Linked DNA regions of Homo sapiens: region 1 is linked to region 2. A link is a contact called in ENCODE Hi-C or POLR2A ChIA-PET data. All regions are on one chromosome and are shown on one strand. The core of a region is the stretch at or near the end of the contact, and the rest is flanking DNA. Distances in the headings are between cores, read along the strand shown.

The links. A loop is a pair of places that touch in the nucleus more often than their neighbours do. ChIA-PET counts read pairs that join two places held with the same protein, here RNA polymerase II (POLR2A). Pooled maps may share reads with other maps.
Region 1: a loop to region 2 is called in a map with no recorded cell type, with 2.6 times the contacts of the local background. The contact joins the enhancer-like site here to the promoter of LINC00237 in region 2. A Hi-C loop is called at or near these places in 1 of 37 single-sample maps with no recorded cell type and 2 of 50 pooled maps. POLR2A ChIA-PET finds 5 or more read pairs at or near these places in 1 of 52 experiments (activated naive CD4-positive, alpha-beta T cell).

The regions. Positions count from the first base shown.
Region 1 is chr20:20,665,572-20,671,114 of GRCh38, forward strand. The region is part of intron 3 of RALGAPA2 (Ral GTPase activating protein catalytic subunit alpha 2); the gene reads right to left. Among named protein-coding and RNA genes, the nearest start is that of RALGAPA2, 44 kb to the right of the region's middle. Within about 2 kb of position 3,205, at least 2 of the 41 ENCODE cell types and tissues checked have a DNase peak (open chromatin) inside an H3K27ac peak, as active enhancers do.
Region 2 is chr20:21,103,289-21,108,968 of GRCh38, forward strand. LINC00237 (long intergenic non-protein coding RNA 237) reads right to left here and starts at 3,070. Exons shown (of 2, transcript NR_190203.1): 1 at 2,983-3,070.

The DNA of each region.
Region 1 (5,543 bases), core at 1,955-4,454, 440 kb before region 2:
TTAAACTATCCATTGAAACTGACTCCTTTCAACTCAAACATTTGTCTAATTAAAATTACTAACATTCTATAATAGGATAATCACATTTTAACCAGGAAAAGTGCATGCAAAGAATCTCCAAAATGGACCACATGTTTATATTTTGTTCCCACCTTCCGGTTTGTACAGATCATAGACATTTCACAATCAAAATCAGACACCAGAATAACCACATGCTATAGAGATAAAGGATCTCAGTCCTATGTTTTATTATTTCCCCAGTATCCAGTACAGGCGATAGCACCGAGGAGCAACTACAGAGCTAATTCACCACCACAGGCAACATATGAGACCAGTGAAAAAGGGTACCTTGGCCACCTGGCCCTCTACTGTGATCCCTGCAGAGCAGTCTCAAGGCAAGATCACACTATGCCATAACAATAATGTTATCATTTGGAGTTGTTCCCAACCAAGGGTTCAACATCAATAAAAGCCACAAGTATGGCTGGCATTACAAAGAAAGCCAGATGATTACACACCTCTATTATCATTTAAATATAGCCCCATGTCATAAATGTGACCCAAAATCTTAGTCATGCTAACTAGAGACATTCACTTTGCCAACTGGAACTCAGGGAGACTTTGGGGATGAGAGATGGGTGTCTTTGTCAGCTCAGTTCTTTTAAAAATGTTCTCCAGAAAATCTGAATTGATAGTGGCTTTTTCTCAATTGCAATCAGTCATTTAGAATTATGACAGTGACCAAAGAGCTGCATTCAAAATTGGAATCATTCTTTTAAAAGAAAACAAAATCTACTAAAGCATCTAAATATTTGAAATCCTCAATAAGAACTTAAATTCCAAGGATTTTAGAAGAATCTGCTTTTCTTGTTCATTTTAGTTGTTCTTGTCCCTCTTCCACTCAAAAACCGTGAAGTGGCCCTTACAGGAAACAAAATAAAAAGCAGTATCAGCCTGAGAGGTTTGTAGAGGAAGTCCTTCACCTCGGCATGGGAGGAGGGAGCAGCACGGAAGGATGGCTGCACACTGGACAGCCTGGAATAAGAAATAACAAAGCAGAGAAAAGCGCAGAAACTGTGGCAACTAGTTAATTGTAAAAATATGATTCTGCCACCTTGCTATGTATTATTTGCTTATAAGAAAAGCCATTAGCCATTGTATAAAGAAAGAAAAGGAATCGTTACTTAATCCTGTAGGACACCGAGCCTGAATCTGTTGACTTGCCTAGAATTCAGTTCAGGCATTTTCACTGAACCTCCACAGGAGCTTTTAATTTGTTTTCATTTTCAAAGAGTTACAAAAGATATGCAATTCTCACAAAAGAAGAGGAGGAGGCAGGGGTGGGGGGAGGAAAAGAGGAGGAGGAGAAGGAAAGGAAGAAGAAAGGAAATAAATCTCAGAATTGTTTGTAATCCTATTATATTCATAACTCTAGTTTTTCTTTAGGCAATTCACTATTAGTATCTGAAGTAAAATGGTGCTACTAAATGTGAAAAGTTATAAATGAATGCATTTGGATGGGAAATAAAATCAACATTCAAATTACTGGATTGCATATACAAAACAATGCTACAGAGAGTGAAAATCAGCCATTTGTTTCATCTTATTGGCACTGTACTGGATATAGCTATATTACTATTATCAGGAAAATCATTAAAAATTCTTTTCCCCTACTCTAAGGAAAAAAATTAGGGGCTAAATCCACTATCTATATAAGCTCACCTGGAGCAATGAAGAACAAGAGACCCAGTGCTGAATTCCATTAAAGTAAGACATAGATTCCACTACATCCCTGGATTCACCACTGGTCAAATTATGAATCCCAAACATAACTACACCCAGACTGTGCACATGCTGAGTCCAGCCATCCAATCCAGCATAACACCAAACTGCAGAGAAGGAAGGGAGTCAGTACATATAGGCGTGTAATAAATCGCAAGCAATCAAATTTCAATACCAAAGGAAAAACAAAAGCTAGCATCCACAATATTATTTTTCTTTCTCTGTATGTCCTAGAAGAAACCCACATGTCATCTGCACTTGCTGTGTGGTTCACCTGCTGCAGTTTGCCTCTTCCACCAATGCTTCTCAAATAAGAATCTCCTACCAAAGGACGGGTGAGAAAGAGACATGGTGCATCATCCTGGAGTGCACTGAAACTGTTTTCTTTATCTTGAAGGGGAAACAGATGGAGAAAGGTTGAAGGTGTGGTGGGGAGATGAAGTCCTAAGGAATTTGGCTAGCCTTTATTTAACATTATTTTCATTTTAAAAAATGCATGAAAACAGTAGAATGACATTGTGCATGGCTTTTCAATTCTGTTTGCAGAGGGTCACTTTGGAGCCATGCTTCTCCAACCTGTGGAGGTAAATGCTCATTCCCCTCAGCCAAGGGCACTCTGGTAATAAGAAGAAGCCCAGAGAAACCATTTCAGTAAAATCCTAAACCTTAAGTCAAAGTCCCCTGCATTACAAGGATACAGATGTACAAGATACTAAGGATTTAACCATGTTTAACAATGAAAAGTGGTCTTTCAAACGATGAGATACGGCTCTACTGGAGGACTCTAGAGCCTCCCTGTCCAATACAGTAGCCACTAGCCACATGGATCACCTGAGGCCAGGAGTTTGAGACCAGCCTGACCAATATGGTAAAATCTCATCTCTACTAAGAATACAAAAATTAGCCAGGCATGGTGGCAGGTGCCTGTAGTCCCAGCTACTTGGGAGGCTGAGGCAGGAGAATTGCTTGAACCCATGAGGCGGAGGTTGCAGTGAACCAAGATAGTGCCACTGCACTCCAGCCTGAGCAACAGAGCGAGACTGTGTCTCAAAAAAAGAAAAGAAAAGAAAAGAAAAAAGTAACAAAGGATTGTTAAGTCACGGTTGTTGGCTTTGGAAGAATTTGCTTTTCTTGTTCATTTTATATGTCCTTGTCCCTCTTCCACTCAAAAATATGTACAAAAATGCACATAAAAAACATGGAGTTAGAGTTTTTACACTCTCATTAGGAAACTAAGGCATAGCCACATTAAGGGATAACTATGGATATCCAGCCACAGTCAAATGATAACACAAGGCAGGGCTATTATATGAGTCCAAAGGAAAGAATGAGCACTTCCAGCAGGAGTTGCCAGGAGAAATTGGTGGGTCTAAACAGGTCCTGAGAGAATGGGCCAGATGGGGAGAAGAGCTAAGGGCAGTCCCTGAAAAGAGAACTGAATAAACTAAGAGGCAGAAGTGAAACTATGCAAAGAGAGATAAAGGGGCAGTGTTAGCCCGACAGAGCACTTCCACAGAGTAACCACAAAATATGAAGAAGAGCTACACTGAGAGCCAGGGAGAGGACTGTGAGTGTTAGACCAGCCTGGGCCACACTTTACAGACTATAAAGAACTCATTCAGGTCTCTAGGAAGGCTAATGACAAGATAGAAACAGGGTTTAATATAGTGGGGTAATTTAAATAAAATTTAGAATAAAGAATCTGTTTATCTGTGATTTCAAATCCTGTGATATTTGAAGAACATCCAAATGAGTGGCACTCCAATGCCAGAACATGTTTACGTTTTGAAATTAAGCCTCTTGTGTCGATGTATTTTAATTGGAGTGTGGGAGGGTGAGGAAATATCAAATTCTATAAACTTTCTAAAACATACATGTATAACTCCAAACTATTCTATTTCTCTAGTAAAAGGGGATGGCATACAACATGGCAGAAAGCTTGAAACAGTATCTCTGAATTAACTATATTGTCTTATTCTCTGTATTCTTGATGTGCTGACATCTGGGGCCTCAATGACATAGGAAGGATGCCCCTCCAAGGGTTAGCAAATTCCCAAAGATAGTGGCTCAGAGCATGTTTCTGATATGCAAACCAACCAATCCCAAATCCGTAACCCCAACCACATCCTTTTATGGACTCTATCCCCCTCCCCTCAATCATCCAGGGGCCAGGTGCTGGACAACCAGGAGCTACCCCTACAGCCCTGTCAGCTGAAATTATTCAAACTATCCAGTCCTAAGCCTATGTAGTTTACTTACCTGGCCTTGCCCATTCCTTCCTGCAAAAAAACACAATAAAAGCTCCTGCCCTCAGTTCTGTCTCTGTCGCTCCCTTTCCTCTTTGCGTACTGATTTTGCCTTGGTGCTTCCCTGTTTGGCTCTGTGTGACATGTCTGTTTCTAGAGGCCTGTGAGCATAATTAAAACTTCTTCCTTCATAACAATCATTTTCATGTTTCTGTGCCTTACCACACCTGATTAAAACGAATCTCAGGTACCATTAAAATAACCTGTCAAGCTTGAATCCAGAAGGTTCTCAATGTGAATTATTTGATCTTGAGACCCATTCACCAAGTACCTTGTGTTTCTACACCAACTCTCCTTTCCCTTATGCAGGTAACTAATTCAAGAACCATCACCAAAATATCACTTCTGAAAAGAACCATTCAGGATTTTCTGTGATTCAGAAGGTCATTACTGGAGCTCTGACATGAATTCATTCTTACCAGTAGACTCTTCCGCTCACCACGAAATGGTAATTTATACTCCATGAGGACGGGAGGCTCTGGCTACCTTGCTCATTGTTGTATCTCCAGCACCTACGTGTGTCTGACACAGTGCATACCTAATAAATGTGTCTGATGAATAAATGAATTGTAAAGAATAGTATATGTTGATATAGACAGCCTATGGAATACAGCTTAGAAAGAATACCAACACTCCTAAGTGGTAGGCAGCATGCCAGTAAGTTAGAATAATAGGTTCTAGAGTTAGACTAAAGGTTAAATCCCTACTCTCCCATTTACTAAGTGTGCACCCTTGGGCAAGTCACCTAACCCTACAAAGCCTCCAACATTTCATTCATAAAAACTGGGAAGACCAAACCTACTTCAGAAGGAAAGGATTAAACAGACTAGCCCATGTAAAACATGTAGATTCCGGTTAAGATGGTAAATGTAAATTCATGTTGTGGAGTCCCACATCATCATCCCCACATCTCCATTTGAAAGACAAAGCAATGATGGATGAAATATGGTTTTTAAAGTACAGTAAGAGTCATAACCATAGTAAAAAAAAAAAAAAAAGTATGATAGGCCAGGCATAGTGGCTCATGCCTGTAATCCCAGCACTTTGTGAGGCCGAGGCACATGGATCACCTGAGGTCAGGAGTTCAAGACCAGCCTGGCCAACATGGTGAAACCCTGTCTCTACTAAAAAATATAACAATTAGCCGGGCACGGTGGCAGGCACCTGTAGTCCCAACTACTCAGGAGGCTGAGGCAGGAAGAATTGCTTGAACCCAGAAGGTAGAGGTTGCAGTAAGCCAAGATCAAGCCACTGCACTCCAGCCTGGGCGACAGAGCAAGACTCCGTCTCAAAAAAAAAAAAAAAAAAAAATATGATAAACAACTCCATGAACCAACAGAAACTCTAAGTGGTGTACATATCTGAAGCTACAGGCAAAGGCAGCTGGAGTCAACTTCCAAAAGGTACAAGTGCTCCCACTAGAGAGGAAGGCAGGCAAAAAGGTCTGCTCACTGC
Region 2 (5,680 bases), core at 1,820-4,319:
TTTAATTCCAAAGTCAAGAGGTTGAACCATCTCAAAGTTGGCGGGTGGAGGGGGCGGTGGCAGGGAACTAGATGGCTGGATGCCTTTGCCTGCGGGGTGGCAGGGCTGTCCCTACCAATAGCCACGGCTCGGGGCTGGCTTTGTAGTTATTTTTCCAAGTTCTGCCCGGTGCCCATCATATTGCCCTGAAAAGCAAAAGAGGCCGATGCAATTTATTCCAATGGGCGGTTTTTAAGAAGCTGGCAATTTGAACCGGCTGGGTGTTATTTAGTGCAATATGAAATCAAATGATCCTATTTCTCAAATAACAGTGTCTGTGAGGAGAAGTGAATCCTCTGAAAGGGTAATTGTCTGCTGATGGTGTTTCCCATTATACCCGATCTTGGCCTAAATGGTGTTCGGCAGCGGGGCGGAGAGCGAGGGGTGAAATCAATGTGCGCCAACTCGCGCTCTGGAGACAGGAAAAGGTAGCACCGCTGGCGTCCTGGCACGTCGAGCGAACAATGCCACCCCACGCGTCACTGATCGACTCATCTTGCAGGTGTCCGAAATCATTAGACTTGAGTGATCTTGTGGACGGGGGTATAAGACTAACTGTTTTTCCTTTCGCAACTTTGGGAATTGTTAGTCTCCTGGCATCAGTCACGCAGCAGACTGACGATAATCTGGGAAATACAACCCAGTTTGGAGTCCCTTATCCCACCCCCTCCCCACCTCCATGTCATTACTGAGACGCTCAGTCCTTTCTTCCAAGGACTCACTTCTGTCTAGGACCTTCCCAGTCCAGCTTCTGGAAAACAAATGTAATTCCTGGGAAATATAATGCGTCCACCAGGCGCACACTATTAATGCTGTAATTAGGTGTGGTACCTTTGGGAGAAACAGGTTAGTCCTGGGCTTTTAAATTGTTCTCCTTGGGCCCAGCCACTATTTTTGGTGGCACCAGATATAAGGGGGTCAGTTTGTGTCTGAGAGCAGCACAGATGAGGAGCAAATTTAAGGAATGATTTTCATAACAAGGACAAAAGCGGCATGCGGGAACCAGAGCGTTGGCCTTTGGTCAGGTCAGTACCCCGAGGTGGAGCGTCAGCAGTAATATCAGAGGCTGCTTCTCCTTAAAATGACTCCGGCTGCAGAGGCGGCCGCAAGCAACAGCCTTGTCCATAAATCCTCTTTAGTTACCACTAACTCACCTTGAGGGGAGTGGCCTCCTCTCAGGGCCTTTGGGCCAGGACAGAGAGGTGCGGCCCCTGGAGAAAGATGCAACCAGGTCTGCAGCCGCTGGGGGCCCAGGACGCGGGGCAGCTTCGGAGCACTTCTCCTCTGCCCCCCACCCTCCAACCCCTGACTTACTGTTTTTTTTCCTAAGAAGGGTTTTGTGTGTTCCAAATATCCTGGAATTGCAGTCACAACCTACATCCTCTGCTAATTTGGGGCATTTCAGGCTGAGCCTCCTAGAACCAATTTGTGGCTTGTTTCTGCTCTAGCTAGGCAGGTTTTGTTTACATATTCTCTCTGGGTGTTTTGAGAGGACACACACAGACAGACACACAGACACACAGGCGCGTACACACACACTCATATATTTTTTCTATACTGTGACCTCTGTTTACAAGCCCATTTGGTTGTTCATGATTTTCCCCTTCCTTGGTGTTACCTCCAAATATCTGGAGAAGCTGGGAGAGAAATGGTCATGGCTGCATATCCAAGGAGCCCAACCTAGGAAGCTTCCATCTTTGTCTAGGAGGAAGGTTCGGCCACTGCACCTGGAGCCCGAAGCACCGGACACCAGGCGCGCCGTTCTGGCGCTCTGCAGGGCCTCTCTGGGTGAAGGAAAGCGGGCAGCCTGGGTTCAGCCCACCGGGTCCCCTTTCGAATGCCATTTCCCAGCTGAAAATCCAGCCAGCACAGCCTGGACGCCGAGCCCTCTGGAGCCCTGGTCAGGACGCTTTAATTTTCACCCTCCCGCTCTGGGTCTGAACAACCCCCCCGTCCCCCGCCCCCCACCCCAAGGTGTTGTTTCCTAGGGTCTTCTGGGGACATCCCTACCTGTCGAGGGCCTGCCCTCCTCGGGCTAAAAGTTCAGCCCTTCGACAGAGCCATGGAATAAGAGGCGACTCTCCCTGTGTCCCGCAAGTGGTTTCTCGAGGTACCCCTCTGAGGCTGCAGCCCCCGGAGCAGACCTGGCTCTGCATAGCAGCAAAAGCAACCGCCTACCTGGGCCGGGGCAGGACTGTGCCGCGGCGGCAGGGACAGTGTGAGCGCCGCCGGCCCCCTCACCCGGCGAGGGCCCTGCGCTCACACTTCTTCCAGGGGAAGGAGTGGCCACGCCTGAGCCCCCCTAAACGACCTCTTCAGGAGAAAAGAGTGCCGGCCAGGAGTCCCTCCAGTAACCTCAGTTTAGATCGGGTTTTCGCGCCTCCCCTAGGAATCCGGCTGGAAACCCCGGAGACTCTGCGCCTAGAGTTTTGCGGGCGTCTCTCTGCCTCCCCGCAGCTTCCGGCTCTCGCAGGCTTCATCCACTCCCTCTTCCCCCGGACCTGCCTGAACCCCGCCGAGCACTAGGCAAGGCCGGGCTCTGCGGGCTGGGGAAAAGAAGGGGCTTGGGGTGGCCCAACCCGACCGCCACCTCGGCCCGGCCTGCGGGGAAACCCCACAAAGTCAAGGCGCGGGGCGGGGTCGGGGGGATGGGATCCAGAGAGAGACTCAGAGGGGCGCCCCTTCCCCCCAGGGGTCTCCGAATCCTAGGGACTCTCTAAGCCCCCGTGGCAGAGAAAAGAGGAATTTTTAAAAACAAATCTTCCCTTGCCTGAGGCCATTTTCCAGCCTTCCACGCGCCTTTGCCGGGGAAAGAGTCGATGACTCGCCCTGCTCATCGGCTCAGACCAGAGCTACCCTGAGCCCACACCTCTCCTCCTCTCTGCAAGACATCCCTTCCGCCACCCCCAGTCCCGCCGTCCTCCCCTCTCCAGACCCACTGACCTTGGGAAGGCGCAGACCCACCGCTCGCCAAGCCTCGCCCCGCACTGTGCACGGGAAGAGGGGGCTCCGCGCGCAGCCCAGTCCGGTTAGCTGGTCGGCGTCGGCGGGGCTGCCGAGGTGGCGCAGAGCTCCCCTCCCCCACGCCTTATAATTTAATCACACGCGATATTAAATTATCAAGCTGCTCATTAATCATCACGCGAGTTATTGGGACTGAACACGCCGCCGCGTGTTTTGACAGCCCAGAACCATTCGCGGGGGTCGGGGTGTGTCTGGGTTTGGGGGCTGGGGGATGTCTAGCCACTCTAGAGAAACACTGCGAGCCCCACGCGGGCTGGTGGAGCCTCTTGCCTGGAAAAAGATGTGGAAACGCGCAGGCTGGGCGTCAGAGTTTGGTTGAGGGTCTGTCAAAAGCCCAAACGTAACCCTCCCAGGCCACTTTCCTTAATATTTGGATTTTGATCACGATGATTAAGACAGCCGGTGATGTGTAATCAACAGCATCTTAATTTGCAGTTTTTCAGGAGGGTGAATTTGACCTGACTCTGAGCATCTTCATTGCCCAGTGTGGACGGTGTGAAGTTAATGCGGTTGAAATACAGAGGGAATCAGATCACCGATGTCATTTCAAAGAATAACTTTTCCCTGATTCAAAGGGTCTCTCTTGCCTTTCACATACTACAAATGTGGAGAGAGAGACATAAAGAGTTTTAAAAATTAAATTCTTAATTTGGGGTATTCATTTTTAAAATGATTTACGCGTTTCGCCCTGGAGTGGTTAGAACCTGGTTTTATTTTCTAGGGTTTTATTTTTCCTTTTCTCTATTTCAATTAAAGGAATCTCTTTAAATGAATAAACCAATTAAATGAAACTTCTTATGATTTCATTCCATACAATAGAAGAAACAAATGATCATTAAAAGTTGTCTTAGTGTTACAAAGGAGAGTAATTAATTCTCAGCATTCACACCAGCAAAACGATAAACAAGAGGGAAAACATCCCCCAACTCTGGAAGAGGTGGTGTAGATGTGAATCTGCAAACCAACTTAAAAATATATATACCTAGTTTGAAATTAGTCTTTGGAAGAAATGTAATTCCCAAATTAAGTCTTTTGCCACCTTAGCATAAACCAAGGCTAGTTTTTAGCGGAAGACCAGTTCCTCTGGGCAAGAGCTGTGAATTTCAATAAGTTGGCAAGCCAAGTTTTCTACACAAATCAGAGATTAAATCAAGTTGTTTTCCCTTTTTAAAATATAAAGTATAAACAAATACCAAACTGGGGCATGTTCCAAATCCTCTGCAGCTAAATTGCATTTAACTTTTCCACCAGAAAATGTGATCAATTTAGTAAGCCAATAAGTACATAAATACTACCCCCGCTTATGTTTTATCGCAGAATATCATTGATAATATTAAATGTGTCCAAGACCGCTCATGAGTTATTTTCTCTTCTGTTAATCTGTTGTCTGCATTTTTCTACTCTGTCCACTAACACACAAAGAGATGGGTATCAAAACTCAACACACACACATACTGCTAGGTGAAATTCATACATCCTAAAGAAGCTAGTGCAGAGGGGGAAATGCCATAATATGGATGTGATATTTTTTCATAAGCCAACGGTGAAAAATATATTGACTATCTTTATCCAGGCAGTTCATGCCTACGTATGCTCTGCAGTGACAAGGACATTTGTTGTCAGGGACTGAGAGATGGCTTTCAATGCCAGGAGCTTTTTCTGGTAAAAGTGGGCCATTGGCTAAAAAATTGTATCTGAAGACTTTGTTTTAAAACTGGAGATTTTGAACATAACCTGAATTATCCAGACAACATGGTTTGGTGAACTTGGCAATCGTGTACTTCAAGATTACATGAGAAGCTTTTGAAAAAAATTAAAACATAAGGTTTTATTGAGTAGAGTCACCAAAAATGGGAAAAAATAATTCCTTTCACTCATTTGCCTATTTTCTTCATTGTACTGTTTTTGCATGATCACCCATTTGATGCTCACTGAAATGCTAAAAGTGTGAATTCGAGATGAGAATTTATCTCCACTCCTGAGGCTCAAGTTATGGAACTTGTTCACCACTAGAGCAAAAGCAAGAACCCACATTTCCTGACTCCTAGTCCAGTCCTCTCTCCAAATAATAGCTAACACAAACATTTAATTTGTTCTTTTTCATAGGCCCTCCCTATCACTAAATAAGATTGAACACTTTAATTCTCTGAAGCTTTGTCAGAATGTAGCAAATTTGGAAAGCACTCTTGACTAGGGGTCAGTTCAGCCCTTAGTTATAGCTCTGTGACCTTGAACAAGTCACTCTCTTATTTTAGTTGGGTTCCCCTAGAAGTCAGCCCTGAGCCAAAGATGAGTGCAAATATATTTTTCAGGAGGTGATCTCAGGAAGCAACACAGTAGGGGAAGTAGGGAAAAGAAACAGGGAAGGGGAGGGAGCAATACAGAGTGAATTACCAAGCAAGTTACCATTTTATTGCAACTGGAACTTAATACTACTAGAGAAACCCTGGGAGGCAGTGTAGACGCCTGCTTGAGGGACAAGGGAATTGTACCATCCTATTATTGGTTGAGGACTTCTGGGGTGGGCATTATTTGCCCACACTGTAGAGTTGCCTTACAGGAGGTGAAGAAGACATTGGCCAAAGAAAGACCCTAGGTAAAGGGTCATAGATGCTGG